Linked DNA regions of Homo sapiens: all the other regions are linked to region 2. A link is a loop called in an ENCODE intact Hi-C map of the cell type or tissue named here. Cell type or tissue: endothelial cell of umbilical vein. All regions are shown on one strand. Each heading gives the region's core, and the rest is flanking DNA. Links, peaks and the distances in the headings are about the cores only.

What was found. A loop is a pair of places that touch in the nucleus more often than their neighbours do. Peaks named below come from ENCODE experiments on the same cell type or tissue, not always from the same donor. Only the 100,000 strongest peaks of a DNase experiment are listed, where the experiment ranks them.
Region 1: a loop joins it to region 2, with 2.8 times the contacts of the local background. A loop is called at or near these places in 45 of 110 quality-filtered maps.
Region 3: it touches region 2 in a loop (5-fold over the local background); 15 of 110 quality-filtered maps call a loop at or near these places.

The regions. Positions count from the first base shown.
Region 1 is chr17:27,441,586-27,452,292 of GRCh38, forward strand. No RefSeq gene overlaps it. Among named protein-coding and RNA genes, the nearest start is that of KSR1, 9.5 kb to the right of the region's middle. In endothelial cell of umbilical vein, for the core only: no CTCF peak of the experiment used is centred there; a DNase peak (open chromatin) is centred at 5,326; H3K27ac peaks cover 2,069 bases.
Region 2 is chr17:27,231,493-27,242,199 of GRCh38, forward strand. LOC124903956 (a long non-coding RNA gene) reads right to left here and starts at 10,217. Exons shown (of 2, transcript XR_007065676.1): 1 at 10,121-10,217; 2 at 6,367-6,931. It overlaps LOC105371704 (a long non-coding RNA gene), which reads right to left and starts at 306. Exons shown (of 3, transcript XR_934632.2): 1 at 226-306. RefSeq lists an enhancer at 7,279-7,378. In endothelial cell of umbilical vein, for the core only: a CTCF peak has its summit at 5,406 (motif pointing right); a DNase peak (open chromatin) is centred at 5,399.
Region 3 is chr17:27,376,343-27,387,049 of GRCh38, forward strand. No RefSeq gene overlaps it. Among named protein-coding and RNA genes, the nearest start is that of LINC03146, 49 kb to the left of the region's middle. In endothelial cell of umbilical vein, for the core only: a CTCF peak has its summit at 4,829 (motif pointing left); DNase peaks (open chromatin) are centred at 4,029, 4,829, 6,759 and 8,089; H3K27ac peaks cover 4,831 bases.

The sequences.
Region 1 (10,707 bases), core at 1,132-9,131, 210 kb after region 2:
ACCAAGTAACCATAAAACCATTCTGTTGCCCAGGTGAGGTGGCTCAAACCTGTAATCCCAGCACTTTGGGAGGCCGGAAGCAGGCAGATCACCTGAGGTCAGGAGTTCAAGACCAGCCTGACCAACATGGAGGAACCCCATCTCTACTAAAAATACAAAATAAGCTGGGCATGGTAGTGCATTCCTGTAATCCTAGCTACTCAGGAGGCTGAGACGGGATAATCACTTGAACCTGGGAGACGGAGGTTGTGGTGAGCCGAGATCATGCCATTGCACTCCAGCCTGGGCAACAAGAGCGAAACTCTGTCTTAAAAAAAAAAAACACCACACACACAACAACAACAACAACAACAACAACAACAACAAATCCTGGCTAGCACAGTGAAACACTGTCTCTACTAAAAATATAAAAAATTAGCTGGGCATAGTGGCACCTGCAGTCCCAGCTACTCAGGAGGCTGAGGCAGGAGAATCGCTTGAACCCGGGAGGCAGAGGTTGGGAGGTTGCTGTGAGCTGAGATTATGCCGCTGCACTCCAGCATGGGCAACAGAGCGAGACTTCGTCTCAAAACAAAAACAAAAACAAAAACAAAAAAAGAATAAAACATTCTGTTTTTCACTTTCAGTACAATATTCTATAAATTACGTGAGATATTCACCACTTTATTATAAGACAAGTATGTGTTAGATGATGTGGCCCAACTGTAGGCTAATGTATGTGTTCTGAGCACATTTAAAGTAGGCTAGGCTAAGCTATGATGTTTCATAGGTTGTGCACTAAATGTATTTTTAACCTGATTATTTTCAGCGTACGATGGGTTTGTTGGGATGTAACCCCATCATAAGTAGAGGAGCATCTGCATATAATTTTTTTGTGTGTGCACATATTTTTAAAGTCTTGCTGACAGGATTTGCTAATGAATTAGATTTCGGGTAGTGAAGAATTAAGAATGATTCCAGTGGTTTTGGTCAAGCAAGTGTCTAAGATGGGGGAAGGCTACAGAAGCCAGGAAGTTGGGGATGGGGGATCAGGAGCTCTGTTGTGGATGCACGGAGTTTGAGCTTGTCTGTTAGAAATCCCTGTGGAGATGCTGAAAGGCAGGTGGAATCTGGAGTTCAGAGTCATTTGATAGATTAGGTGGATGGGTGAGGTGGCAGAAGGCCAACAGGGGTGAGAGGGTGGACTGAAAGGAGGAGAGAATTGAGGCCTGCCCGGGGCATCTGCACTTAGAGGTTAGACAATGAGGTAAACCCAGCAGGAAGACGAGGAGTGGCCAGTGAGGTGTAGTTAATCTTCCTGAACGTTAGTTTCCTTGTAATAACTAGGCAGTAGTCATTAATAGTACTTCCCTCATAGCATGATGGTGAGGTTCCTGGAATGTGCACTAAAAGTGCTTAGAGCAGTGCCTTGCACGTAGGAGCTGCTCAGTGCGTGTTAGCTAAAAATGAGAATCTTCTCTAAACCTTCTAAAGAATTGTCAGACCTTGCCTGCTGGCCTTAGTTATCAGGTGAGAGCATCTACAGAGAAACTTGGAGCCCACCTCAGCCAGGTGGCCTGGGCACTGTAGGATGCCAGCTGCTCAGGGGGAAGACTACTGCCCACAGCCTGGCACCATCAGGCTGGCCAAGACACATCACCAAGCCAGCAGGTTTGTGCAACAGACTTGGCTTCCAAAAGGGAGGCCCTGAAGGCCCAGAGACCCTCAGGGATAGGGCCTGGCTGAAGACTGTGGTTAAGGAGGTGAGAATTTCGAGTCTGGTAATTCTTCTATTAAACAGAAATGTGACTTCATACTCCTGAGCCTCGAAGCCTGGACTTAAATATTAATCCCCAGTGGGTGAGGCTGTGTACCAGGTCTAGCTACATAATTTGCAGACCCCACTGAAAAAGCAAATGTGGATCTCTTGGTCATGTGTCATGAGGAATGTAAAGGCAGTTATAGCAGAGCATTAAACCAAGTGTGGGGCCCTTAGCACCAGGGCCCTCTGTGACTGCACAGGTCATAGGCCCATGCAGCTGGCCCTGTCTGGCCCTGTCTTGTTTCCATCCACAACGATGGGGGAGGACAGAGTCTGGAAGGTTGAAGAGGGAGGCACTAGACACTCGTGGGTAGAGAGAGCGCTCTGGGTGCAGTGTGAAGAGTGGGTCACGGTGAGCAGGGGTGCTCGGGGCTGTTGGAGCTCCATGCTGAGATGGGATAAGGTCTGCCCAGATGGGTGGGGAAGGAATGGGAGAGGAGCGGGACCCTCTCTCTGGGGAGGTTGCCCTGCAGCTTTCTGGCCCTCCCTGTTTCCTGCTCAGTTTTTTTGCCTTCTCCTTGGGAATTCTCCTGGGACTGCCATTCTGGGATATGCATTTTTGTTTGTTTGTTTGTTTGTTTGTTTTTGTTTTTTTGTTTTTGTTTTTTTTGAGACAGTTTCACTCTTGTCGCCCAGGGTGGAGTGCAATGGCATGATCTCGGCTCACTGCAACCTCTGCCTCCTGCGTTCAGGCGATTCTCCTGCCTCACCCTCTGGAGTAGCTAGGATTACAGTTGTGCACCCCCACGCTCAGCTAATTTTGTATTTTTAGTAGAGATGGAGTTTCACCATGTTGTTCAGGCTGGTCTCGAACTCCTGATCTCAATTGATCCACCCTCCTCGGCCTTCCAAAGTGTAGGCATGAGCCACCAGGCCCAGCATGTTCTTTTATTCCACTCCCTTTGGTAGAGAGGGAAGCTTCCCCACTGGTGTGGGGGCTGAGAGCAGATTTCCCCCACTGACAGAAACGTAGACACCACAACCCCTCCCTCATGGCACCATTGCTATCCCTTCAGGAACTGCGGCTTGGGATGTCCTGTTGAGTCACATCACACCCAGCCTCTCACTGGCATTGACTGTCTATGACATTCAAAGGCAGAAAAAGTACAATATGACTTTATTTCTTAATTTAATTTAATGTTCATGAAGCAAGGATTGAACAATAGAACTTAACAAAAGTTTTAGACAACCTCTGTCTTATTTATTAATTATTTTTTATTTTTCAGATTGGGTCTCACTGTGTTGCTCAGGCTGTAGCACAGTGGTGCGATCTCTGCTCACTGCAACCTCCACCTCCTGCCTCAGCCTCCTGAGTAGCTGGGACCACAGGCGGGCACCACCACGCCTGGCTAATTTTTTATATTTTTGGTAGAGATGGGGTTTCATCATGGTACTCAGGCTGGTCTTCAACTCCCGAGCTCAAGTGATTTGCCGCCTTGGCCTCCCAAAGTGCTGGCATTACAGGTTTGCAACACTGAGGCTGGCCAATACAACTTTTTTTTTCTTTTTTGAGACGGAGTTTCACTCTTGTTGCCCAGGCTAGAGTGCAGTGGCATGATCTTGGCTCACTGCAACCTCCACCTCCCAGCTCAAGGCATCCTGCCACCTCAGCCTCCTGAGTAATGGGGACCATAAGCATGCACCACCACGCCCGGCTAATTTTTTGTATTTTTAGTAGAGATGGGGTTTCACCATGTTGCCCAAGGGTCTCGAACTCCTGGGCTCAAGTGATCCTCCCACCTAGGCATCCCAAAGTGCTGGGATTACAGGCATGAGCCACTGTGCCTGGGCAACAATTTTAAAGAAAAAAATAATAAGAACGGTGTCACCAAAACTTTGGCATAAGGAACCTAGATACTGAGCAACTAAGCATTCCTCTCAGATGCCCAGGGCACAGGGAACAGATGAGGCATTTCAATCTCCATGAAATGGGGAGCATAGCTGCAGGAAGGGCAATCATCATAAGCCCTAGTGTCTTTAGTTTACCCCTCCCCGCCTAGGCACTTAACCACCCACCCACATCACTCCAGTCCCACCTGTCCAGGGGAACAAGAATGTCAGAAGACAAGAAACGATTCTTGAATGGTGGAATTTCAGGCACCATGGTTATCATAATATGTGTTGTGTTCATGGGTGCGTGATGGCGGCAGAGGGATCTTTGTCTCCTACCGGGGACGAGATTAGTGTTGCCTCTACTTACCATAAAATGGGTCCTCCCAGGATATTAAATCCAGCTTGTGAAAGATCTCTGTGTTAAATTGACCCACTCAATTCAATGATGAACCGCAAGCTTTTTGGAGCACTGTGATATGTGAGTGGGGCCCTTTCTGCAAAGAGCTCACAGGCCAGTGCAAGAGTAAGAAAGCAGAGAGTTTTGAGGCAGGAGTGTCCCCTGACACTGAGGACAAGCATGGGAGACTTTGGTGGCTTGGAAGAAATGAGCTGGGCCAGCCTGGAGGTGAGGGAGGGTTTCCAAGAAGAGGTGACTTCTGAGTCCTGAGTGGTATATCGCTATGTAGGAGTGAAAGTGGTGGTGGTCTCCAGGCAAAGAGCGATTTCAAGGTCAATTGGCTTGTGATTGGAGCACCTTCTGCTCGGACTCTGGATCCCACGACTCGAGCAGATTCGAGGCCTCCATTTCAGCGAGTATCCTGCTTTTCTCTGCACTACCATTTTATCCCTTTTATTCTCATTTGCACACAAACATGTTCTAGTATCTCCCTTCAAGAAAGAAAGAAGGAAGGCAAGACAGAGGAAGGGAGGAAGGATGGGAGGAAGGAAGGAAGGAGGGAAGGAAGGAAGGAAGGAAAGAAAGAAAGAGGCGGGGAGAGAGAGGGAGGGAGGAGGGAGGGAGCGGACCTCTCTATCAGTTAGGGTCCTGGCAGGAATCATAATCGGCTCAGATGGCTCAACTGATGTCAAAGAGGTCTAGGCTATGTTTCTGGTTATTCTATGAATAAAACCCACTGAGCTAATACTGATTACCTTTTGACTACCACTGTGGCATTCAAGCAAGCTGATATAGGTGAAAGGACTTCAAAGAGTTTAAAAAACAATGGTACAACAGAAAATCAACTCAATCAATGAATGATCATCATCATGACTTATATCACAGATGTGAAAGTATCTCATGGCATTCAGATCCCAGGAATTTTTGTTCCTGGACTCAAACACTTGCTGCATTTCCTGCAGGCAGGCAACAGAGCAAGGGCATTGAAAACATGAATTCGGCTTCAATGAATTTATCTGGAATGGTGCAATCGGAACATCTAGAAAGAGACTGTTTTCATTTCACCATACATTTAGATTTCGTGTTTTGTGGTTTTTAGTGTTATTTTTATTTTGACTCATATTTGTGGGAATAGATGCCATAATCCCTTCAATGCTTTGACCCTGGAAAGGACATTACGTCATCCTTCATTTCTAGTCACTCCTCATCCCCTTCCAAACAACCTGCCAGAAACAGCTGCCAGCCCTCAACTCACTGCCCCAATCTGTGTGCATCACCTCTTTCTGTAGCCTGTGATCATTGGGAAGCTTCTGGAAAATAATATCCTAGCTATGGAAATGATTGGCACTGTTCCAGTGTGCTTACTCATGCAGGGCTCAGAGGCTGGGGGCTTTCTGTGTATTGCTCACTTAATCTCTGTGACAACCCTACTCAGGCAATTTTCAGATAAGAACCCTGAGGCTCAGAGAGATAAAGTGACTTGGTTAAGGTCACATTGCAAAGGAGGGTTAGAAATGAAATTTAAACAATTTCCGCTTCTGCAGCCCTGGCCTTTAAACCATTCTTCATGCTGCTGCCTCATGGAGGCTGGAACCAGAGGGGGCAAAGAGATGACCTCATTCTGAGTCTTCACTTTATGGAATTATATGTCAATAATACGAGACCTCATCAACTCCCAAATCCAGGTTGCCAGATCCTCTGTTCATATTTCACATATATGTGTAATATATGTGACTATAAATTTAATAGGAAAGGAAGTTTCCTTTAAAAGACCCAGTAGAATATTTAGGTGCCTATGAGGAAATTCAGTCTTGCAAAAGTAAAACAGTGGAACTTCTTTTTTTGTGTTGGTTTTTTTTGTTTGTTTTGAGACAGGGTCTCACTCTGTCACCTGGGCTGGAGTGCAGTGGCATGAACGTGGCTCATTGCAGCCTCAACTTACCAGGCTCAAGTGGTCTCCTGCCTCAGTCTCCCAAGTAGCTGGGACCACAGGCACATGCCACCATGCCTGGCTAATTTTTGTATTTTTTTGTAGAGATGGGGTTTTGCCATGTTGCCCAGGCTGATCTTGAACTCCTGGGCTCAAGAGATCCTCCTGCCTTGGTCTCCCAAAGTGTTGGGATTACAGATGTGAGCCACTGTGCCCGGCCAAGCACAGACAACTCTTCCAAGACGTCTTGCTATAAACGTAAGCAGAGAAAGGGCAGAAGCTGGAAGGGGATTTGGGGATGAGGGAAGGTGTGCTGGCCATTATCCCATCCAAGGTCCATTCACTGTCCATTTGGGTCCCACTCTGGGCCCCGGGGGAGAGAGACCCTTTTGCACTGCATTACTGGGGCTCTTCTGGTTAGAACACTTCCATATGGGTTCAGCCAAGGGGAAGCAAAGGCAGGAGAACTGAAGGCTGGAGGAAAGAGAGAGCAGGTGTTCTGCCCATCCCTCTCTGCTTCAGTGCCCTGTCTCGGGCAGGAGCTGTGTCCCCCTCCATGCCTGCAGTTCCTTCCAGGCTGCCCTTTTCTCAATGGCTCCTGGAATGCTATTTCTTCCCTTGGTCCTTTCTGGGCCAGGAGTTGTCACCCTACAAACCTTCATTTGTCTCTGGGTGCTGCAACATCCTTGTTTGTTCCCTTAACTTTGTTAGTAGCCTCTTTGAATCAGTTGAACCAACTGAGAGAATCCTGATTTCTGCCAGGACCCTAACTGATAGAGTGGTCCCTCCCTCCCTCCCTCCCTTCCTTCCTTCCCTCCCTCCCTTAAGGGAGATACTAGAATATGTTTGTGTGCAAATCAGAATAACAGGGCAGATGGCTGGGTGCAGTGGTTTATGCCTGTAATCCCAGCATTTTGGGAGGCTGAGGTGGGCAGGTCGCTTGAGGCCGGAAGTTTGAGACCAGCCTGGCCAACATGGTGAAACCCCATCTCTACTAAAAATACAATTAGCCAGGCATGATGGCAACATGCTTGTAATCCTAGCTACTCGAGAGGCTGAGGCAGGAGAATTGCTTGAGTCTGGGAGGCGGAGGTTGCAGTGAGCCAAGATAGCACCACTGCACTCCAGCCTGGGTGACACAGCAAGACTCTGTCTCAAAAAAAAAAAAAAAGAATAACAGAGCAGAAAGGGAGAAAATGATGATGCAGAGAAAAGCAGGATACTCACTGGATCAAAGGCCTTGAGCCTGCTCGAGGGCCTGGGATCCACAGTCCCAGCAGATAGACATTGCCTTAGACTCCAGCAGGATGCCTCTTCGGCGGTTGCAGGAGGAAAGGCAGGAAGCCTGGGCGCAGGGGCAGGAGGGTTGATAGATCTGGCCTGAGGGCTTTGAGTTTCTCAAAGGAGGGCGAGCCATGCCCATCAGCTGAGGAGTGCAGGGGAGTTTGTGCAGATAGAAGACAGTATGAAACAGCCATCTCAGGGAACTGGAAAACTTTCTAGGAAAGGTTGGTGGGATTGCCAGGTATGAGGAATGCCAATTTGAGGTTTGTGGTCACAAATTTACTTATTTATTTTTATTTTGTTATTATTATTTTTTGAGACAGAGTCTCGCTCTTGTTGCCCAGGCTGGAGAGCAGTGGCACAATCTCAGCTCACTGCAGCCTCTGCCTCCCGGGTTTAAGAGATTCCCCTGTCTCAGCCTCCTCAGTAGCTGGGATTACAGACGTCTGCTACCATGCCCAGCTAATTTTTGTATTTTTAGTAGAAACGGGGTTTCTCCATGTTGGTCAGGCTGGTCTTGAACTCCTGACCTCAGGTGATCCGCCCTCCTTGGCCTCCCAAAGTGCTGGAATTACAGGCGTGAGCCGTGCACCTGGCTGGATCATGAATTTAAAGAGCAACCCGTCAACAGTGCTGTGCGCTTTTCTCCAGCACCTGCAGCTGCTCTGGCACCGGCCTGAAGAAGGTGAGGGTTAGGTTTTGGAAGAGTTGGGACTTAGCCAGGTTTACGTGATGGACAGAGAGGGGCAGGTTTATTGAGGGTTTCAGCCGGGGAGTGACAGTCATGGTGGAGCGTGGGATCTACTCGGGGTTAGAAGGGAAGCAAGCACATGAGTGGGTGACAGTGAAAAAGGTGATACTGAAAGAGGATTGGAGGCTCTGATGAAGCATGGCATGGAGGGGGAGCTAGAGCCTGTGATAACTGAGTTGAAGTGATTGGGAGAAGACTGCAAGAAACAGCAAGTGAGGGAGCACAGGGTGTACCCTGATGGTATCAGCTGGGCAAGGGTTTTGAAAGCAGAGGAGGAGAAATGGCTCAGAAAGTAACTGAATGAAAAGAGGGCACCCACATCCCCTCCTGGCCTTCCCAGGACGTTTCTCCCTACGTCTCCCAGAGCAGTTCTGTCTCTTGCCAGGTTGCCTGAAAAAGCCCACAACAACTTGGGTGGCTTCAGTTTTAGGCCAAATCAGGCCATTTTTCAACTTTGTTTCTCCTTACAGCCTGATCCACAGCCTGGTTCTGACTGCACTGCACAGGTGGTAGTAATGTGTCTTCTAGGACGGGCACACGGGAGTCAGATCTCTAGACAGAAGGCCTGGTTTCTTCTCCTGTAAACTGCATTCCCTCCCTCATTTGTTTATTCAAACATGTGTTAAGCACTACTGCATGCCAGTCCTATTTGCTTTATTTTCTTTACCTCTCTCAGCCACCCTGAGGGGAGGGATTATTTTTTATTTATTTTCATTTTTATTTTGTAGAGACAGGGTCTCACCATGTTGTCCAGCGTTGTCTCGAACTCCTGGGCTCAAGTAATGGGGGGAGGATTATTACGCTCATTTTTACAAATGAGGAAATAAAACTCAGAGAGCTGAAAAATTTGCCAAGGTCATATTGGGTCTATCTGAGTCCAAGGAGACTCACTATCCAGATAGGGAAAGAATCAGGTAGGGAAATAATAAAACATAAGTCGTTGTGCAAAGTTTTAAGGGAACATGGAAGTTAGAGAGATTACTCCTGTTATGGGAGAAGAGGTGGGGTGCATGTGAGTTAGACTTCCAGGATTAGTAGAAATTTACATATGGAGCTGGAGAGGAAGGACTGCAGGCAGAAGTGATAGCCTGAGCAAAGACATCATGACATGAAACTCCATGGTGTGACCAAGATTGTTGAGTTAAAGGCAGAGACAAGATTGTCTATAGGCCTGGGGTTCATGAACAGCCTCAAGGAGATGGTCCACAAACCCCCAGACATTTGATCTCAGTTGTGGGTGTCTTTTTTTTTTTTTCTAGAGAGAGGCTTTTTATTTTCATCGATTCTTCAAACCGGGACATTCACTCAAAACAGCCTTGGGTAGCAGATAAGCTTGGAGACATCAGCAGGGCCCGGGAACACAGGACCTTGTAGCCCTGGTTCAAGAATTCATACTTCACTCTGAGGCCAACAAGGAACCCATGGTGTTTTCTAGCTGGGAGAAAGCACCCACCTTAAGCACCCTTTCTAGCCTTAGGAAGACAACACAGTTTACTGTGAGCTGAAATAGATGGAAAGTTCTTCTATAAACTAGAACACAATCTACTGTTTACTGCCGTATCCCTAGAGTTGGGCACAGTGCTGAGCACATATTGGGGGTTCAGTAGATATTTGTTGAATGAATGAATGAATGTGCACAGGTGTACATCATAACAATAAAAAGAATGTATATCTCCAGGGTGGCTCCGTGCATTTCTTGACTGATTTAACTGAAGGTGAAATCCACGAACCATAAACTCTAGAGCTTCAGGCTCTAACAGAAACCTACTGAGTCCTGAGATGATGCTAGGAGTGGCGGGGCAGGGGTGGGTAGGGGAGAGTGGGTTTGGCACCTGAGGGTGTGGTTACACCTGGCTGCAGGATAGGGCTCTTCCCAAAGTGCCCTTTGGCGTCTTTGGAGGAGTGGAGGCTACACGGTCAGGATGGCCGGAATTCTTCTTTTCCTCCTTCGACATTAAATCCATCTGCTTGTCCTGTTGACTCTGTCTCCAAAACATGTCCTCTATCCCCTCTATTTCCTCCCTCTCCTCCACTCTCACCCGGTTCCTGCTCCCCACCTGGCCTGGGCCACCGCAGCTGTCTCAAAACCAGAGCCATGGCTGTGCCCTTGCCTCCCTACCATTGGCTCTCCATGTGGCAGCCTGAGGGATCTTTAAAACTCTCCACCTGAAAAGAACGTGACTTTCTTAGAGTACCGTGTTTCTAAAAATTTAATCTATTTTTGGGTCATGTGGGAATTTTGCTAAGATGCAGTTTGTGATTCAGTTATCTGGGGTTGGGCTCAAGACTGCGTTTCTAATAAGCTCCCAGGCCATACAGTTGCTGCTGCTCCTGGACCGCATTAGGAGTAACAAAGGCTTGGAGAAAAACCCAAACTTCCTTCCCATGTCCCACTTTATCTGGCCCCTGCATAGCTCTCCCACATCATCTCCAGCCCTTGCTCCTCTCCCTCATCTTGCTATGGCTTCTCTGGCCTTCACTTTGTTCCTGGAGTATGCCAAGCTGCTCCTACCTCAGGGCCTTTGCACATGATGTTCCCACTGCCTGGAGTGCTCCTTTCCTGGAACATTCCACATGGCTTGCTTTTCCTTATTTACATCTTAGTTCAATGGTCAGATAATAATTCTCTGTCCACTTCACCTAGTGAAGTACCTTAGCCACCAGAGACTCTCGGCTATTTGCTTTCTTCTTCTTCTGCGTAGCACTTATGA
Region 2 (10,707 bases), core at 1,257-9,256:
AATTGGAATAGTAGCCTTTACAGTGTCTCTGTTAGGTTTCCGTTTGCTACGGTAACAGAAATATAGAGGATTTATTGGCTCCCATTGCTTAAAATGTGGGTCGCTGGTGGGGGTGGGGGATGGGATGTGGGGCAATCAGGGCTCCCGCTCTGGTTCTTGGGACTCCCCAGGCTCATCTTTCCCCTGTGCTGGCAGCAAGGTGGCTGCCACAATTCTAGGCCTCACCTGACAACATGCCCAGGAAGACAGCCTCTTCCGGCAGCGATCTCTTCAGCACCAGGGTGTAATGTCCCAGAAGCTGCCAGCAGACTTCTCCTCACATCTCAGTGACTCCAACCCCTTTGTGAACCCATCCCTGTGTCCAGGGAGACGTCATGCGTGAATCCGCTCAGGCCTGGATTCCTGAAACAATCAATGGTTAGGGATAGAAATCCGCTTAGGCCAATTGGACCAATCCCTGGTGCTGGCAATGAGGTCAGTCTTGAAGCACATGGGTTACGTGAGGGAAGGCAGGAATCTGAATGAAAGCTGGGATACTGTAGGGCAGAAGGAAATGGGTGCTGGGTAGGAAACACCTTAACGAGCATCCTCTGCCTCCTTTCCGTGTCTGATCCAAGTCCCTGCCATCCCAAACTCCGTTGGAAATTCCCCCATGAGAATCCGGGAGGGGAGATAAACTAGATGTTCACGCTCACCTTGCCATTTTATGCCCAAACCCTTACAGATCACCCAATTCAGGCCCCTCATCTTACAGATAATGAGGCTCAGAGAGGAAAATGACTGCCCAAGGTCACGCTGTGGCTACAGTTGGCTGTAAAGTCATTCAAACCTTCCCAGTTCCTTTTCTGAGACCCGTCTGTGATGGGTAATTTTATGTGTTAATTTGGCTAGGCCACGATACCCAGATATTTGATCAAACATTATTTTAGATGTTTCTGTGAAGGTATTTTTTCGATGAGATTAGCATTTAAATCAATAGACTTTGAGTAAAGCAGATGACCTTCCACAACGTAGGTGGGCCTCAACCAACCAGTTGAAGGCCTTAATAGGAAAATGATTACCTGCCCAGAAGAAGAGGGAATCCTGTGAGTGGACTGCCTTTGGGCTCAGCTGCACCTCTTCCGTGGGTCTCCAGCCTGCCTGCTGACCCTGCAGATTTTGGACTTTGCCAGCCTTCACAATGGCATGAGCCAATTTTAAAAAGTAAATCCCTCTCCCTGTGCATATACATCCCATTGGTTCTGTTTCTCCAGAGAACTCTGACATCCCTAAAGGCTCAACCTATTATTTATCCTGACTTTGGGCCTACACCTATGTTTAAAAAAGTAATATTCTAAAAGAGTGGCTGCTCAGCAATGGGTATAGGATTATTGAATAACTAGTTTTCAGTTAGTGATGAGCTGGTGGAGTGTATAGAGACTAATGCCAGGGTTCTCACAACTGTAGCAATAATGTAACTGAAGAAAAGAGGCTTACCCTGTTGATGTTCAACATCAGCAAAGATCCTTTTCTCCCTGCTGTAGCTCTTTCTGCTTGAGACAAAGTGTCCATGTTATCGGGATCTGCTATGCGCCATCAGGCTCCCTTTAGTTGCCCTTTGGGCTGCCCACATCCATTTCCCCTTCTCAATAGCCAAAATTCCCTTTGGGGCATTACCCTTCCCCAATGTGGATGGCTAATTGTGGGCAGTGCTCCCACTAGGGATGCTCAAGGGGCCAGACCTGTTTCTCCTGGCTCCCATCCAGCCCGAGTGTGAGCATGTGACTTCAACCCAGCCAATCATGGACTCTCTCCTGGGACTTTAAATCAAGTGACATGAGAATAAGAGGGTGTATTACTCCGTTCTCATGCTGCTATGAGGAAATACCTGAGACTGAGCAATTTGTAAGGGAAACAGGTTTAATTGACTCAGTTCTGCAGGGCTGGGGGGCCTCAGGAAATTTACAATCATGGCAGAAGGGGAAGCAAACATGTCGTTCTTCACATGGCGGCAGCAAGAAGCTCAGAGCAAAGACGGGGGAAGCCCCTTATAAAACCATCAAATCCCGTGAGAACTCACTCACTATCACAAGAACAACATGGAGGTAACCACCCCCATGATTCAAGTACCTCCCACGGGGTCCCTGTGGAGATTCTAGATGAAATTTGGGTGGGGACACAGTCGAACCATATCAGAGGAGAAGGTTGGTGCCATGCATTGCAGAAGAGGCAGGAGAGGCATCAACATTTCTACAGGCTCCTCTGGTTATGAGACTATTTATGGACTTTCTGTGAACTCTGTCCAGCTTCTTGGCCTTCCAGTGTGCTCGTGGTTCTGGCCATTTCCAAGCCTATCAGGCTCCTGTCAATTTTGCAAGCCCCTGTGAGTCTTTGCTTTGATTATCCAGAATTGGCATCTAACCAGCAACCAAGTCCCCCGACTGATACAGACCGTTGAGTACTGTCTCCAGCTCTGCTTTAACTTAGTGATGTCATTTCACTTCCCCAAGCCTCAGCTTCCTCATATGTAAAATTAGGGAATGAGCCTAGATCTGTGTTCTGCAAATATGTTTCAGCCACAGGAAATTTCATGCAAACAAATTTTCCTTATAGGAGCAGATAAATCATAAAACTGGTCGACGCAGTGCTGCTCTGGTTAAAGAGAGTCCTGTCCTCTTGGCACTTTCTCAGTAGTGCCCTGCTGTGACTCCTGCAGGGTTCCATAGAGCACGCTGGACTAGACAATCTCTAATACCATAAAGGGACAGGGGTGTACTCTCTCTCCCTCATGGCAATGAAAAATAGTCTGGGTTGATTTAATTAACTCAGGGAGGCGTCATATCCACAGTTTCTTATTGACAAAAACTTGTTTCTTCTCTTCTTGAAGGAAATGTGCTTAGCAAATGTCTGTGATATGTTTAAACACACACACACACACAACCAATTTAGCTGCCAAGTTTTTTTTTCTTTTCTTTTCTTTTCTTTGAGACAGAGTCTCGCTCTGTTGCCTAGGCTGGAGTGCAGTGGTGCGATCTCGGCTCACTGCAATCTCCACCTCCGAGGTTCAAGTGACTCTTCTGCCTCAGCCTCCCGAGTAGCTGGGATTACAGGCACTCACCACCACGCCCGGCTAATTTTTGTATTTTTAGTAGAGACAGAGTTTCACCATGTTGGCCAGGCTGGTCTCAAAGTCCTGACCTCAGGTGATCTGCCCACCCCAGCTTACCAAAATGCTGGGATTACAGGCATGAGCCACTGCACCCAGACAGCTGCCAAGTTTTAAGAGCACTTTTTATCATGGGGAAGGCACAGCAAAACTACAAAAAGCAAACAACAACAACAAAATCTTGAGTGGGGATGTTTTAAACCATTTAAAGTGTCTCTTTTTAAAATTTTTTATTTTTTAATTAATTAATTAATTTTGAGGCTGTGTATGAGACTGGCTAATTTTTGTATTTTTAGTAGAGGTGGGGTTTTGCCATGTTGCCCAGGCTGGTCTCAAACTCCTGGGCTCAAGGGATCCACCCGCCTCAGCCTCCCAAAGTGCTGGGATTACAGGCATGAGCCACTGTGCCTGGCCCAGACACACTTTTTCTCACAAAAAAAGTGCTGACTTATGCATTTATCATGGAGAAATACTCAATTCTATATCTCAAAGACCCAATAAAATAATCTAAAATGGACAAGACTCTATTCACAAGTGCCTTAAAGAGACACTTTAGACTAGGCACAATGGCTCACATCTGTAATCCCAGCACTTTGGAAAGCTGAGGTGGGTGGATCGCTTGAGCCCAGGAGTTTGAGACCAACCTGGGCAACATGGTGAAACCCATCTCTACAAAAAATACAAAAAAATAGCCAGGTGTGGCGGTGCCTGTGGTCCCAGCTACTTGGGAGGCTGAGGTGGGAGGACTGCTTGAGTCTGGGAGGTTGAGGCCACAGTGAGCCAAGATCACTCCACTGCACTCCAGCCTGGGCAACAGAGTAAAACCCTGTCTGAAATTAAAAAAAAAAAAATCTGCCATAGGCCTGGTGCGGTGGCTCACACACTTATAATCCCAGTGCTTTGGGAGGCTGAGGCAGGAGGCAGCAGGAGGATCACTTGAGATCAGGAGTTCAAGATCAGCTTGAGCAACATAGCAATATTCTGTCTCTACAAGAAATTAAAAGAAAAAAATTAGCTAGACATGGTGGCATGTGCCTATATATAGTTCCAGCTACCCAGGAGGCTGAGGTGGGAGGATCACTTCGAGGCTGGAGTAAGCTGTTATTGCACCACTGCACTCCAGCTTGGGCAATAGAATGAGACCCAGTATCCAAAAAAAGAAAAAAAATCTGGTGTATATTTAATTCCATGAAGAAATCAAACATTATCCCTCCCTTTGGCCTGTAGCACCAGGTACTTTGCTTAGGATTTTCACACACACAATCTCATGTATTCTCAAACAACTTTCTGGAAAAGTATCATTTATGATTCCTGTTTTATTGGTGAGGACACTGAAGCTCAGAGAGATTAAGTCATTTACCTAAGCTCACATAGATAGTAAGCAGCCACTAACTGCATGGCTGCAAAGCTTATGTTCTTTCAAATATAATACTCTACTCCTTTCGTTAACACTATGCATTTGGAGATATTAAAGTGTAGAATAATTTGACTACATAGTTCAGTGGTCTTTCAGCTTTCTCTTCTAGATACAGCCTCAATAGGGAGACCCAAAACTCCCAGCTGAAGAAGCATCAGAGACCTCTGGGTGCCTCCCTTGGGTTCCATGTGTCTCTGCAGGAACACTGGTAGAGTTAGTTCTTGAAAGGAACAGTCCTCTTAACCCTGGGGAGTCTTATTTCCTATGGCCAGTTGAAGTTTCCTCTAGGAAGGCAAGCTCATTTTAACAAACTACAATCAGGAATAAATATTTACAACTAAAAAAAAGGGTTTTGTGAAAATGAATTCTCCGACTCTCTTCTTTGTTACTCTACAGACATCATCAGTCACTGAAGATAATGACGGAGTTATGGGATTAGGGGATATGGGATACGGGATATAAAGGTAACTATGACCTTGCTCAAATAATTCTAATTTTGACTCTTGGTTACCACTTTGTCCTTGTCAGCTGTTCTTATTTCTAAAAATGATGGTACTCTAAAGATAATCCAAAGAGTATTTATTCATTCCAATGAAGTTAATCAACATTTGCATATGTGGTTTACTGGGCAATAAATCATTTCTAGGTACTGGTCCTGAATATGCCACTTCATAAGTAACTGTGTACTCTTGGGTAGGTCACATAAGCCCATTGAATCTTATTTTCTTCATCTCTGAAATGAGAGATTTAGATGAGGCATTCTGTAAACTTTAAGATTCTTATTTTGCTGGTTACTTTCAAGGACCTGGGAGCTATGCAATCCCAAATGTGTCCAGCAGAGGTCAGGAGATGTCACTAAAAGCTCTGAGGGCTACTTTAATCCCAGTTAGCTTTGTAAATAGTTTTATGATAGTCCCTACTCTCTGTGTTACTTACCTGATTTTTTTAAGGTTGGGCAGGCATTTTTCTTGAAAAATTAAAGTAGGGATGCATTGTGTGCTTTAGGCCTCTTTCTCAAATGTAAACCATTTCTCCCCTGGCCAATGCCTAGTGAGCAAAGGTAAATTGCCCAACAGAAGGTGATACGTGGGAACAGTTTAACCTTTGGTAAATGTAAGCAAGTATGGATGCTATGGCAAATTCCATTTCGTCAAAACTTTCTCTTTATGACAAAGGATTTCTAAGCTCTAGCTAGTGATCTAATATTTTGAAAAAATTCATGATCACACCACTGCACCAGCCTGCGTGACAGAGTGAGACTCTGTCTCAAAAAAAAGAAAAGAAACATATTTATCCAGCAAAATTATCGTCATAATATGGGTTTCAATCAATATTTCTCTTTTTCTCTCTCTTCTGGGTTTCATCAGAAAAATTATCTTGGAAATATACCATTGCAGAGATAGAGACTCTTAATAAATATTTAAATATTATAAGCATTGGTTTATTTAGGCAGAAACAGGAGGACTGATTTAAATGTGGGTTGAATCCAAAGAATTGGGAATCACAGGAAGACCCTGCAGCAAGGTCAAGCCCGTCACAAAGAGCTGTTTAAAGAAAATGTAGTAGAGACAGTCTGGAAGTTAAAGTTGACTCTGGGTAAGACCCCCATTTAAACCTTGGTCAAGTTATTTGGTAAAGTTTCTTAACTTTCCTGGAGATAAACTCCCCCATTTCCTTATCTATATAGTGAAGACAGTGGTAAAACCTCATAAGATTTGTGTGGGGATTAAATGAGCTAATACACATATATAAAGAGTTTAGGAAAACACTCGCCACACATTAAATGAGCAATAAGTGAGAGCTATTGCTGTCATACATTTTATTAGAGAGGAGTGTTTTTAGAAAAAGCAAATGGGGAACAAAATCACTATGTCTTTTTCTAAATCTCTTTCATGACTATCTCAGACTAGGTTTGATGATTCTGTAGTGTGTTTCAGCCACTGGAGCTGAGAGACCCCGGCCCGGCCACCTGGCCATGCAGACTTGACTGGCACCATCATTCCCAGCTCACAGCAGCAGCAGAGGCAGCTGGATGCCCATTCCTGCCAGCCAATCCTTATCCGACTGCCGGCCCGTCAGCCAGAGTCAGAGGCTGCCTTCCCCATGGAGCAGGGACTGTCGGTGGCCTTCCCCCTCTCTCAGCCCCACGTGGAGCCTAGGCTGGTGCTGAGTTGCCTGCTCCCTGCTTGGAGGTCAACTTCCATCCAGTGCTTCATCTTTGGCCTCTGAGGCTTTTCTGTTTTTCAGCACTCAGGCCAGGTGAGGGTGGCTCATGCCTGTAATTTCAGCACTTTGGGAGGCTGAGGCTGGTGGATCACTTGAGCCCAGGAGTTCAAGACCAGCCTGGGAAACATGGCAAAACCCCGTCTCTACAAACAATAAAAAAATTAGCTCAGTGTGGTGGCACACACCTGTAGTCCCAGCTACTTGGGAGGCTGAGATGGGAGGATTTTGGGAGCCCAGGGAGGTCGAGGTTGCAGTGAGCTGAGATCGCACCACTGCACTCCAGCCTGAGCAATAGAGTGAAACTGCCTTAAAAAAGAAAGAAAGAAAGAAAGAAAGAAAGAAAGAAAGAAAGAAAGAAAGAAAAGAAAAGAAAAAAAGAAAATTAGCACGTGGTTTACTCATTGTCATTACTTCTTCCCCTGCTCTGGCAGGCGCCTCTAGGACAGGTCTGCACTGATCTCTCCCACCATCGCTAACCCACGGTAGGATGGACTGGGCTCTGAGAAAGCTGGGAACAGTGGGCCAAGCAGGGCAGGGAGGGCTATGTGCTTCCTGCAGGAGAGAGAGCTGGGTCGTGCTGCGCTCTGATGATGAGGGGTGTGAGCTGGGTGGCAGGAGGCATGGGCCAGGTGGGATGGCTCCCTCGAAGGTTGGAGAAGGGTTGGCAGGGGGGCAAATGAACAGAACATTCCAGATCAGCTGTGGCACCCATCACCCACCATGGGCTGTCCAGCAGGGTGGGGGCCAGAGCAGGATTGCTACAGCCTGCTCACATCCTTGAGACCTTTCTGAAGACCCAGGCCAGTCGTCGAGGGACCTCCCAATCACTCACGTTCAAAACCAAAGATTAAAAGGGAGATGGCTGTCTCCTTACACCGACCATAGCTCCAAACTTTCTGAAAAAGGCTTAAACTCTTAAGGTTTGTGCTTACTCAAATGGAAAGAAAATGGGAGGAAGTGTCAATTCAAAGAGAAACTTTCTGCTTCCTTCTAAAGATGACTGCAGCCTAATTCTGGCTCTGACACTGTCTTGCTCAGATCCAGCCAAGCTCCTGGCTCCTCCAGGCCTTGCTTTTGGTGCCTGTAAGGCAGCTCTGGAGTAATGGGGGCAAGCCCCACCTGTGAGGAGTGGGGGAAGGCGTGAGTGTGATTTGTGATTGCTGATACTTGATGCCCACATACCTCACTCTCAACATGTGTTACTATCAGTGTAATTTAAGATATTTTTATAAAACCAAAAAAAAAAATCTAGTGTCTTACCTTGTTGGAAATCCCCTTTGGGAAAGTGCTAATACTAACTATTGAACATGTATCCATTGCATTTATAATTATCCTGATAATAACTGCCATTTATTTAGAAAAAGTATATAGAAAGCCATGGTGCAGTAACACCATTCTTCCCATTTTACAGACAGGGACACTGAGCCTTAGGGAGATGAAGCAATTCTGCCTAAATGCAGGCCGCTAGGCATGCATGAGCTCAGAGCTGGCACTCTTAAACCCTTCTGCGTGTCTCCATGCACAGTGAGTTCCTGCTCGGCCCACCCTCAGGGCTCTGCGGACAGGCCTGCCTCAGGACCTTTGCAGGTGCTGCTTTCTCCCTCTGGGATTCCTCTCCCCTCCCTCCCGCCCCCTGCCCTTCCTTCAGACTTCTGCCCCATGCCCGCTATTACTGAGCCTCTCCCTCCCATATGAACGGGTCCACCTCTTCGCCCTTTCCCTTTCTTGTTTGTCTTCCTCCCTTCCTCGTTTGATCATTCTCTGTCTGCTTCCCCCACTAGAATAAAGACCTGTGGGGTCTTTGTTTTGTGCATGGCTGTATCTTTAGGATCTAGGAGAAGGTGCTCCCTCACTATTAATTCAACAAACCAGTGAATGAATGAGTGGCCGCCAGGATTAGCGGGGCTGGTGGGCAGAGCAGAAGCAGTCTGGATGCCGAGATTTGAGGGAAAGCTCCCTCCAAGCCCTCAGGACTCACTGTAGGGTTAACTCACTGTAGGGTTAACAGGGCCCAGCTCTGGCAGAGCACAGTTCAACAGCCAGGAATGAGCTCAGCTCCCGTCCCCACTCCCCCCTTCATCAGAAGACTGAGCAGCTTTTTCCCTCTGCCAGGCTTCCAGCAATACCTCCCCTTGGGGTCTTTTCTGCTTATTCTCCCTTGGGAGGTACTGTGGGAGTCCAGGGATTGGGGTGGGGTGCAAGCGTGAGGGTCTCTGGGGAAGGGAGACTGTAAACACTTCCATTTTAGCACTGAAATCCCTGAAGTCTCTTCCCTCTGGCTGGTTGGTTCAGCCAGAATAAACTTTCTTTTGGGGTGAGCAGCTTGGCTGGCTTTTCAAGACTCAGTTCAGACATCTTTGCCGCCCGTCTTCCAGGTTAGTGCCCTCTTTGCTGTCCTCAGGATGGTCTCAGCCCTCTCTCTGCTTCTCACAGCAGCGTTGCCTCTGTCTGCTTCTCAGAGAACACTCACGGTCTGGGGTCGTGCCTTTCTTCCTCTGGGCCCCAGGCCCAGAATGGCAGGGGCTCAAATCAATGTTTGTTGAGTAAATGAAGTGGGATGGGGAGGCGACCGATGTTACCATCTGAGAGCCAGCACTGTGCATCATCAATGTTTGCATGCCTTCTCCAGCTACAAGTGCCAGGGTCAGCCGCGAATCCAGAGGGGACCACATTTTATGTAGGCCATAGGACTGACTCAAGACAAATAATGCTTTGCCCTGCAAAATCAGTGCTGTTGGGCCAGGAGTGGTGGCTCACACCTGTAATCCCAACACTTTTGGAGGACGAGATGGGTGGAACACCTGAGGTCAGGAGTCAGAGACCAGCCTGGCCAACATGGTGAAGCTCCATCTCTAACTATAAATACAAAAAAAAATTAGCTGGGCGTGGTGGTGTGTGCCTGTAATCCCAGCTACTAAGGGGGGCTGAGGCAGGAGAATTGCTTGAACCTGGGAGGCAGAGGTTGCAGTGAGCCAAGATCGCACCACTGCACTCCAGCCTGGGCAACGAGACCCCGTCTCAGAAAAAAAGGAAAAAAAAGAAAAGAAAAACCAGTGTTGCTGGTAGCAGGCTGCCCCACGGTTAGTCCCTATCCAGCTCAGAGAATGAAGACACCAGCATCAGGGGCATCTCCCTCACTCCTCCCTTCCCTCAAGCTCCAACAGCTTCTTGCATGCATCCTCCCACTGACTGCAGAGTGGAGGGTGGGGAGTGGGGGCAGTTCTCATTTACAGGGGGAAAGAAATCCTGGGTGGGGGTGAGAAAGGGGAAGAGCAGTAGGGGAAGCCCTGAGGGTTGGGTGAGCACCCCTGGAAGCCCAGAAACCTCATTACCTTCCATTCTGACTCATCTGTCTTCTAATTCTTTCTAGCTTCTTGGCAAGGACAGAGGACCCTGCTGAGAGGGCTTCAGGAATGGCCAAAGACTGAGACGGTGCAGCCTCAGCCACGCCCAGAAAGAACTTGGATAAGTCTGTCTTGCTGTTTTTCCAGTTTTTGTTTGCACCTCACAGGAAGAACTGGTCCGCCTTCATTCCTAGCCCCACCAAACTGACAGGTTAGACTGACTCAGGGACCATCCCCTTTGTCAGGCAGTTCCCTCACTTGCTGGACTGACCGTGGTTCTGCAGTGTGGTTGGGGCCCCTGCATAACACTTTAGCCAACAACTACATTAGAGAACTCTTTGTCTAGACTAAAGCCACATTTCCCAAAGTCGTCAGATTAAAGACATCACCTGGAAGTTCTGATTGGGTCGGTCTGGGGATGCCCTGAAATCGACTTCTGAAGCGCGCCAGATGATTTATAAAATAGCTCAGTAAAAACCAAGCTCAGCCGGGCACAGTGGCTCACGCCTGTAATCCCAGCACTTTCAGGGGCCAAGGTGGCTGGGTCACTTAGGCCCAGGAGTTCAAGACCAGCC
Region 3 (10,707 bases), core at 1,618-9,617, 150 kb after region 2:
AGGAGAATTGCTTGAACCAAGAAGGCTGAAGTTGCAGTGAGCTGAGATCCTGCCACTGCACTCCAGCCTGGGCGACAAAGTGAAACTCCATCTCAAAAAAAAAGAAAGAGATCTGACCTAACCAATTCCATCTTACTTTTAACCTCCAAGCTATCCTTGTTCATTCCTGACCATAGGACAAACTATTAATAACTTTATTAATAACTTTGGGAGGAACTTAGTTTACAGTTTAAAACAAAGACAATAACAGCCTTTTCCCAAAACAAAGCCTCTTCTTGGCTGGGGACTAGACTGCCTTTGTAGGACTAATAAATTAGCCGAAAGATTAGAAATTATGGTTTAGGAGTCATGCAGCTGGAAGCTACAAGATTCTGACCATCCCCAAAGAACTACTGGGGAAATTATCACCATTGTAAAACCTGAGATCAGTGCTTGTGATATTTTGCAGGTCAGCTGGCACCACCCAGATTCATAAACTGAGTCATCTGATCTTATGGCCCCAACCCAGGAACTGACTCAGCGTTAAGAGGACAGCTTTGGCCCTGTTTTGTTTGTTTTTTTGTTTTTTTGAGACAGGGTCTCACTCTGTCACCCAGGCTGGAGTGCAGTGACACGATCTCGGCTTACTGCTACCTCTACCTCCCAGGCTAAAGGCATCCTCCTGCCTTAGCCTCTGGAGTAGCTGGGACTACAGGTGTGAGCCAACATGCCTAGCTAATTTTTGCATTTTTTGTAGAGATGGGGTTTTGCCATGTTGCCTAAGCTGGTCTCAAACTTCTGAGCTCAATCAATCAGTCTGCCTCAGCCTTCCAAAGTGCTGGGACTATAGGCATGAACCACCACTGCCTGGCCCTATGATTTCATCTCTGACCCAACCAATCAGCACTCCCAACTTACTGGTTCTCCACCCACCAAATTATCCTTAAAAACTCTGATCCCTGAATGCTCAGGAAGACTGATTAGAGTAATAATAAAACTCCAGTTTCCAGCACAGCCGGCTGTGTGAATTACTCTTTCTCTATTGCAATTCCTCTGTCTGGATAAATTGGCTCTCTGTAGGCAGCAGGTAAGGTGAGCTCACTGGGCAGTTACAATGCCTACATCATTCACTTCACTTCATCTTGTTGTATAAGCATTTTATCATGTTACATCATCACAAGAAGAAAAAGGATGGGCACAGTACAATAAGATATTTTGAGAGGAAAAGAGAAAGAGAGAACATATTCACATACTTTTTATTCCAGTATATTGTTATAATTGTCCTATTTTATTATTAGTTCTATTTTATTATTATTATTATTATATTATTCTTACTGTGCCTAATTTATAAATGAAACTTTGTCATAAGTAGGTACATACAGGAAAGACATAGTATATGCAGGGTTTGATACTACCGCCTATTTTAGGTACACTTCAGGGGTTTTGGAACATATCCCTTGCCATTAAGAGGGGACTACTGTATTCGTAATTTGTGTCTTCTGTCTTTCTTAGTTAGCCTGGATGTTGGTTCATCATTTTTATTGATCTTTTAAAAGAACAAGATTTAGATTTTATTTTCTCTATTTATTTCCTGTTTACAGTTTTGTTGGTTTCTGCTCTAATTTTTATTATTCCTTTTCCTCTGCTTGCTCTGAGATTAAATTGCCCCTTTTCTCTAGTTTTTTAAGGGGAAAACTTAGGTTATTAATTTTAGATCTTTCTTTTTTAAAATATATGCATTTAATGATATAAATTTCCCTCTAAGCATTGCTTTCACGGCATTCAACAAATTTTGAAGATTTGTATTTTCATTTTCATTTTCTTTTTTTTTGAAACAGTGTCATGCTCTGTCACACAGGCTGGAGTACATCGGCACGATCATGGCTCACTGTAGTAACCTCAAACTCCCGGGCTCAAGTGATCCTCCCAGCTCAGCCTCCCGAGTAGCTGGGACTATAGGCTTTCACCACCATACTTGGCTAATTTTTTCTATTTTTTTCGTAGAGATAGGTCTCACTTTGTTGCCCAGGCTGGTCTCGAACTCTTGGGCTCAAGCACTTCACCTTCCTCAGCCTCCCAAATTGCTGGGATTATAGGCGTGAGGCACCATGCCCAGCCTCATTTTCATATATTAAAAATATTTAAAAATTTCTCCTGAGACTTCTTCTTTGACCTGTGTGTTACTTAGAAGTGTGTTGTTTAATCTCCAAACATTTTGGGATTTTCCAGCTATCTTGCTGTTACTGATTTCTAGTTTAGTTCTGTTGTGTTTTGAGAACATATTTATACAGGAACAGGATTCTATCCTGGACATTGTTCATGTTACGCTGTAGAGGCTCTGGTTTCTGTTAGTCCTCCGAAACATGTTGATTTCTTTCTTTTTATTAGGCAATTAACTTCAAACTCTGCTCTTCGGTGGCAGCTCAAACCTCAGTTCAGTTATTTTCCTCTGCTAAAGTATTTTTCATGCATGTGTGGTTCAGGGAGCAGTGAGAGATTTGGGCAGAGTTTACAGATGGGATCTGGAGCCACCCCCTTTCCGAGCCTTTCCTTTATGGCACTCCCCACTTCACTTTCCAGTGGCTGTGGTTGCTCTAAACTTTGTACTCTGATTCTTTAGGCCAGAAAGACCGCAGGTTCCCCAAGTGTGCTCTGCTGACTGCAGCGCACCTTCAAGATCAAAGCCAGAAAAACAGATAACTCACCATATGTCATGCCCTTCTTCCAAGTGTTGACTCCCAGCCAGGGCCTACTTGCTTTTATTCACTCTTCAGTGCCTCGCGTTGGTTTTGGGTTTGTTTTGCTTTTTCGTTTTGTTTTGTTTTTGTATTTTGTCAACACTTTCTATCTGTGGGATGGTCAATTCAGTAGGATCTTAGTTCTCGTGGAAGAGAAATCCCCCAACCCAAGTCATAGAAAGGTAACGTCACTGACCTGTGGCCACTCAGCTAGCAAATTGAACGGGTATTCCAACCCAGGACTAAGCAACACCAGTCTCCTCCGCCCCCAACCCCACATACTTTTTATTATGTGGATCTGTCTTCCATCTCTTATTTGTCAAAAGTCCCAGAACTACTTACTCTGACTTTTCTCTTTGCATAAAATCCATCCAGATTTAGGAAGAAGTTTTATTTATTGCCTTTTGTGCATTGTCTCTCCTGTGAAAGGATGATGATTAAAGTGCCTCGGCTTTGAAGTTAAAAATACCTGTGTTCAAATCCTGCCTCTGATATATATGTGATCTTGGACAGGTCGTTCCAGTTTCCTTATCTGTAAAATGGGGGAAACAATAGTATTGACCTCAAAAAATGGTGGTGAAGATTAAATGAGATATTTCACATGAAGCTCAAAGAACGGTGACTGACCTCCAGTAAGCAGTCAATAAATGAGACCTCAGGGGTTTTTCCTACTCTGAGGTAGGGGAGTACTCACAGTGGGATGCTCCATCAGATATTTTTCCAAGAGGAGGGTACATCAGGGGCCTGAGCCCAGGACACTGTTTGAGAGGCTGGTCCTCTTGGGATGCCAGCCTTATTAAGCTGGGGCTGCTGTCATGTCAAATGGAGTAGCACAGGAGCCTAGAGTGGTCCATGTTTTTCGGGGAAAGAAACCCAAGCCCAGAGAGATTCAGCTCCCATCTGAGATCTGTGCAGAGCTGGGAGTGCAGCCCAGCTCCCCTGAGCTCTGCTTCCAAAATCAATGGTATTTTTCTTCTGTTGAATGCCCATGTTCCTCACCGGGGGAGCTTCGGGTGCAGGGCCTGGGCGCAGGGTGGGTGTGGGTGGCTCTCAGAGGCCAGGGGGCCCAAGAGGAGGAGCTGTGAGTACTGCCATCACAGAAGGTGGATGAGGAGGAGATTTCTGTTTTATTTTTCTCCAGCAGGCTGGAACGATTTCTAGAAGGAACACAAAGAGAGGCGGAGAAGCCACTGAAGAAAGAAAGAAAGGAGTAGAGGCTGGGAGCAGGGGGCGGCGTGGGGAATGCAAAGGAGGAAGAGGGGAGTGGCTGCTGCTGGCCGGAGCCGGCGTCTCTGGTTTTGGTCTGGCCGTGGGCCAGCAGGCAGCGGACAGCACAGCACGACGGGCTTGGAGAGCTGGCAGGGCGCTGCGACAGAAAGAGGACGCCGGTCAGGGTGCTGGGGGAGGGGACCCTCTGCCCACCCAACCCCGCCTGGCCAAGGAAATGTCCGTGTAGTGAGCAGTGACCACATGATGCCCTTTCACCCGCCTCACATGTTTAATTAAAAAAACAGAAAAACAACCTCCTTCTAGACAGTCTTATGGTCTCTGTTTTTAGATGGTGTCACAAGGCTCAGAGAGGGTAAATGAAGAGCCCGAGGTCACCCAGCTTGTAGGTAGCAGAGCGGGGATGCTCCTCACCCTGCACGGAGCAGCCTGTAGCATCATAAGCTGTTGCTTGCCCTGACGTGGGGAGCCAGGGGGATGGCGGACTTCTCAGGTTCGTTTCTCTGCCCACACCTGGCAGGCTGTCCCTGAAAGCTGTCCTCTTTCATCATTTATTCAGCCATTCATCCATTCATTCCTGAGCATTCGAGGCTGCGTGCTGAACCCTGGGGGACCACAGTGAACAAGCTAGATACCACCCTTCCTGCGAAGAGCTCGAGGCCAGTGGGGGTCCCTAAGGAGAGCCGGGAACATCAAACCTGCGGATTGGGAGTAAATATTAAATCCAGTTCCTCTCCCCGATTTACATGCACACACACGCACCCGCACAGTCCCTTCATCTTCTGAGTGTCATGGGAACGGGGACTTCTAGCCCTCGGCGGTGGCCAGCAGCACTGGCAGCCGCCCAGCCGCAAGGGGACGCTGTGAGGGCAGCGAGCAGGATTCCCTAGGCCCTCGCCCCCTGGTGGCGGCAGCGGCTCCTGCTCTGCTCACCACGCCCCTCGGTGATTTCTGGCCCTCCCCCGCCCCGGTTGAGCCTCTTGGGGGCCTCTTGGGTCACCACTTCTCTCCCTTCCTGTTCCAGCCCTGTGGGGAGGGCCTGTTGGCCTTCACCTAGGCCATGCCCTGGTGTTGCCACAAAGCGCCTTGGAGGCCGTATCTCACCAGCCGGCAGGAGGTCCCTGCATCAGGCCTGGGCCTCAGACACATTCTCTCCTGTGATCCTCTAGCCAGCCTCTCCCCCGTCCCCCCTTCTGATGAGCCAAAGGTTCTGCGCCATGCATGCTCAAGCTGGGACTGCCGCTGTCCTGGACAGAGACCAGCTCTAAATCAGGCAATTTAGAGCCAGGCGTGGTGGCCTGCGCCTATGGTCCCAGCACTTTGGGAGGCCCAGGCAGGAGGATTGCTAGAGCCCAGTAGTTCAACCAGCCTGGGCAACATGGGGAGAACCTGTCCTACAAAAATGAAAATAAAAATATTAGCCAGGCGTGGTGGCCAGCACCTGTAGTTCCAGTTACTCGGGAAGCTGAGATGGGAGGATTGCTGGAGCCTGGGAGTTGGAGGCTGCAGTTAGCCGAGATTGCACCGCTGCACACCAGCTTGGGCAACCAAGCAAGATCCTATCTCAAAAAATAGACAAATTTTAAAAATCAGGCAGTTTAGGTGAGACTCAACTGCCAGTCAGCTGAACTTGAAGCTAAGGCTGTCTTCCTCAAGTTGATCTCTTTTCTGAATGGCAAATCCTGGGGAAAGCAAGGGAGCAGTGGATTTGGATCTTTTAGCCTTCTGCGGTCCAGGGATCCGAGTTTAGGGGAGGTAAAAGGAAGACAGCAGACGCAGCAATTGCATGCCAGGCACTGTGCTGCTGGAGCTCCTCAAACGGTTTCTCAGTCCTGACAATGACTCTACAGTGGGACTTATTTTCTGTCTTTTACAGAGGAATAAATGGAAACTCAGAGAGGTTAAGTAACTTGCCCAAGGGCACACAGCTAGGAAGTGGCAGATGTGGGATTCCAGCATCAGCTCCTGCCCCTCACCACATTGCAGTGGCTTCTGGTTCTCCCGTCCCACTCTCTGCACTCTACAGACAGCACCGTGCCCTCCTCCTCCCTGTCTCCATGCTATTGGACATTCCTCCTCATCTTCTCCTCCACTTCCCTGCAGACAGTCAGGGCCACCTTGCCCCTTAGTACTAGTGAGGGTTTGAAAGAGAAGCACAGCACATTGGGGCCACCAACAGGCTAGGACTCTATGGTCTAGGTGACTGCAAAACAGAGCTATCTGGATAGATGAAATGACCTCTCCCTGAACCACATGGCCCGAGCTCCAGACCAGAAATGAGCTACCGATGCTTGAGAGAGAGCCAGGCACAGAGAAAAAAAGCTAGAGGGATGCTTTGGAAGATGAGATGCTCTGATGGGTGCCAGGGGCTTCGCATGTGATTGGGAGGCCAGATTTCTCACCACCCATTTAGCCTCAGACACAGGCTGCTTTCAGCCAGTGTTATAAGTAGCTGGGAATATAAAAGTTGGGCAGGGAGAGCAGAATCCAGCTTGGTCCTGGGCTGGGAAACATGGATTGGGGGTGGGGGGATAGTGGCTGGTCTGGTACCAGGCTTATGGTTTGCTGGAAAGATCTGTCTCCTCCAGCAACAGCTGTGAGAGAGAGCTGGGTTGTGAACTACCCTGCAGGGGAAGCCTCCATGGGACCCTGGGATTCACACGCACCCTGCTGTGGGTACCCAAGGGTACCTAACTCCATTCTAGATGTCAATGGATCCTTTGCAAAGGTTAGGGTGCTCTGAGACCTCTGCTGAAGGGAAGGAAACTCACATGCATTGAGCATCAACTCCGTGTTGGGCACTGGGCAGGTCATGATGCCATCACTGAAATAAAGGCATCAATAGCCACCACATCTTGAGCATCTGCTACATCAGGAAGCGTGTTAAGCACTTTGTTGTGTTATGATTGCTGACATCAACAGTAACACAGTAACCGTAGCTACAACTTCTTTTTTTTTTCTTTCTTTTTTTTTTTTTTTTTGAGATGGACTTTTGCTCTTGTTGCCCAGGCTGGAGTGCAATGGTGCGATCTCGGCTCACCGCAACCTCCACCTCCCAGGTCTAAGCAATTCTCCTGCCTCAGCCTCCCTAGTAGCTGGGATTGCAGGCGTGCACCACCACGCCCAGCTAATTTTGTATTTTTAGTAGAGACAGGGTTTCTCCATGTTGGTCAGACTGGTCTCAAACTCCCAACCTCAGGTGATTGGCCCGCCTTGGCCTCCCAAAGTGCTGGGATTACAGGGGTGAGCCACTGCACCCGGCCTTTTTTTTTTTTTTTTTTTTTTAATAAAGACAGGGTCTTACTTTGTTGCCCAGACCGGAATGCAGTGCCACAATCTTGGCTCACTGCAACCTCCACCTTCTGGGTTCAAGCGATTCTCCTGCCTCAGACTCCGGAGCAGCTGAAATTATAGGTATGCACCACTGCGCCCAGCTAATTTTTTTTATTTTCAGTAGAGATGGGGTTTCTCCATTTTGGCCAGGCTGGTCTCAAACTCCTGGCCTCAAGTGATTCACCTGCCTTGGCCTCCCAAAGTGCTGTGATTACAGGTGTGAGCTGCCATGCCCAGTCAGTAACTACAACTTCTTGAACATCTTTTATGCTTTAGGCACTGGCTTGGGCTTTACAGATCATTATTACCATCATCACCGTCATCATCATCACCATCAGACTACTGACAACTGCTGTGTTTGGCACTTATTAGAGACCCTTATGTTGTCTAGTTTAACTTGATTCTTAAATCCACCATGTGAAGGAAGTATTCTTACCCCATTTTGCAGATGAGGAAACTGAGGCACACAGAGGTTAAATGACTTGCCCAAAATCATTTAACTTTGAATTCAGGTCTATGACTGCAAAGCCTTAACTCTTCCCACCATATGTCCCTTCCTAAGGAAGCAGATGCTAAGGAATGTTCATTGGCTGAATGAATGAACAAGCAAAGAAACGCAGCTGTCCGAGGTGATGTGTGGAATTTCCAAGCCCCAGGAGGTTAAGCGGGTTGTTGAAGGTCGCAGAGCCAGACAGCAGTGAGGTAAGTAAGGAGTCCCGGCTCTGGTCTCAGTGCAGGCTTCCCTCACAAACCTCCTTGCTACTTTGAGCAGAAGCAACCTTGTTTTGGCAGCTGTTTTGCCCTTACTCATGCCTGGGATAACAGTGGACTCCCGATTTGCATGCCAACTCATTTCCTACCCTTCAGGGAGCTGGGCAGGAGGCCCAGCACTGGGTCCTGCCAATCCCCAGGCGAGCTATCAATGGCAACTGCCAGCTAGTCACGGGAGAGTCATTTCATTCTCTCTCCCTTTTTCTCTAAGTCCTTCCAGCAGGAGGACTCTCAGAGTTCCTGCTGGATGAGTAGGTATCCCCTGGGGCCGCAAGGCTGGACAGGCACCTTGGACCTCCCTATCCAAGCCTCCTGGGGCTTCCACCGAGGATCAATATGAGGGTGTGGAGACAGTTTTGTGGCCCTGGGCAAATTGAAGTCCCTTCTCCAGGTCTCAGTTTTTACGTATCTCCCAAATGGGGGATTGGGTGAGCTGGCCCTCCAGGTCTGCACTCTGTTTCCTGGGCTCTTCTCTAATGAGCCTGCCTGTGACATTGTGCAGTTCCCCCAGCCTCACTCTTGCTGGGAACAAGGCCCAATTTGGACCTTCTACCAGGGTGGGAAATGAGTCGACTGGGAAATTAGAGACTGCTGTGAATCCAATCATGAGTAAGGGTGAAATTGATGCCAAAAGTTTCTGCTTGAAGCAGCAAGGGGTTTTGTGAGAGAAATCCTGAGCTGAAAGCCAGAGGAGGCAGGGGGGTCTCTGACATAGGTTATCTGCTGCTGATCAGGGGTTCCCTGGTGGCAGGTGACAGAAACCCAATTCAAGCCAGCTTGAAAAAAGATGCATTTGTTGGCCCACAGAACTATGCAGAATAGGCAAGATTTAAACACCACCCAGCAAGCACTCTCCCCTTCCTCCTTAACAACAGAACCCCTCTATTGTTAAGGGATGGTGAGGTGTGTTTCACAGATTTCCCTGCACATGGGAATGGCCAATGAGCTAGAAATGGAAATCTTTGAGTGGGGCTTCTAGGATGCTCTTTAAAGGGCTGACCCCTGCCTCTTCCCTCATCTTTCTGCCTGGAAGGTAGGCTTGAGGACTGGTGCTGGGGCAGCCATTTTGAGGCTAAGATAATCATCTTGGGCTAAGAGAATCCCAAAGAACTTAGCCCTGACACTGAACCAACACGAGCAACTGCCTGTTTCTGAAGTTCTCTTCATGCGAAAAGCCACTGTGGTCAGGCTTCTGTTACTCATGGCTCAATTCAGTTTCCAGGTGATACACCTTCATTCCTTGGGACTGGCTTCTTCACTGGAAGAAAATATGTCTCCAGGAGCTCTGGGCTTACTTCCTCAGAGCTTTATAGCCAAAGAGGAAAAAGAGTGTCTCCCCCTGCTTCAATTTGAAAACTCATGGAGAAGAACTCTGATTGGCCCAGCTTGGGTCATGTGCCCCTCCCTTGGTGACACTGAAGCTAGAAAATGAGGCCCTTTGATTGACTCAACTTGGGTCACATGACCTCCCTGTGGCTGAGAGGATGGGGTCTGTTGAAGGAGAAAGGGAAAAGGGATGCTGGATAGGTAAACAGAACAGTGCTTGGAGCTGCACCTGACTCTGACTCCATCGGTTGCTGTGCCTCTGGCTTTCAGCCATGTTAGCACCACCCAGCCAGAGGATGTTGGGTCAATTTGCTCAGGACCCCGAGCAAAGTCTATATTCCTTCCAGCAGGGTTATTGCTACTATTGAATGATGGGGTTAGATATATTAAGTGCCTACCATCTTGCCAGGCACAGAGATAGTGTCCTTCCCATTCCTGTGGGTGGGAAGAGCCCTGAGATTCTCTCCTGGGCTCTATCTGTCTTGATGTGCCCCCATCAGAGGGAAGAGCCCCTCCCATCCTTACCTAAGCCCCTGGGGATTCAGGGCCAGGAAGCTCCCCTTGGGGGGAGTCCAGGGAACTGCCCAACAGTCAAGAGATGGGCCTGCTCTTGCTGGGTGCTAACCAGGTGATCTTGGGTGACTCGCTCAGCGCATCAAGTCTCAGTGTTTTGTCTGCAAATGCGGACGTGCTGTGGTGGGCGCACCGTGGTAAGGGCTAACAGACATGCTGTGTGGAGCCCACTAAGCACAATGCCTGTCACTCAGGGAAGTCCCACTAAATATTTGCTATTAATAATTGGTCTCGGTAATAGTTAGACTCAGGCTTGGCCACCACAGAAAGCATAGCCCCAGAGTGGCCCTGAGTGGAAGGGAGGTTTTTGTTTGTACCCTCCAGCCTGGTGAGGATGGAGGAGGCCTTCTCTGGCTCTCGCAGCCTGGATACCAGATGGCATGTGATCTGGCCTGTCCCTGTCCACAGGAAGCAAGTGATGAAGAAGAGGTTGAAAGCTCTTAGTGCTGCCAAAGCAGAGGGGTTGTAGGGAGGAGACTCAGAAGAGATGCAGGGTGTGGGCCACTGTCACTCACCCACTGAGGGCATCCTCTGTCGGCCACATCACCACTCCAGGTAGGCCAGCCCTGCTCTTGCACAGGTTGGCTGATTGGGAGCAGATTCTGACTACAGCCAACTGGGGCAGTCAGCCCGGGCAACAGGAACAAGGAGGCATGGCCACTGTACTGAGGGTTCCTTGCGCTCCAGCTCAGGGTTTAGAGCACGACTCTGCAGTTAGCCAGCCTGGGTTGAACCTGTTATTAGTTGTGTAACATGCACA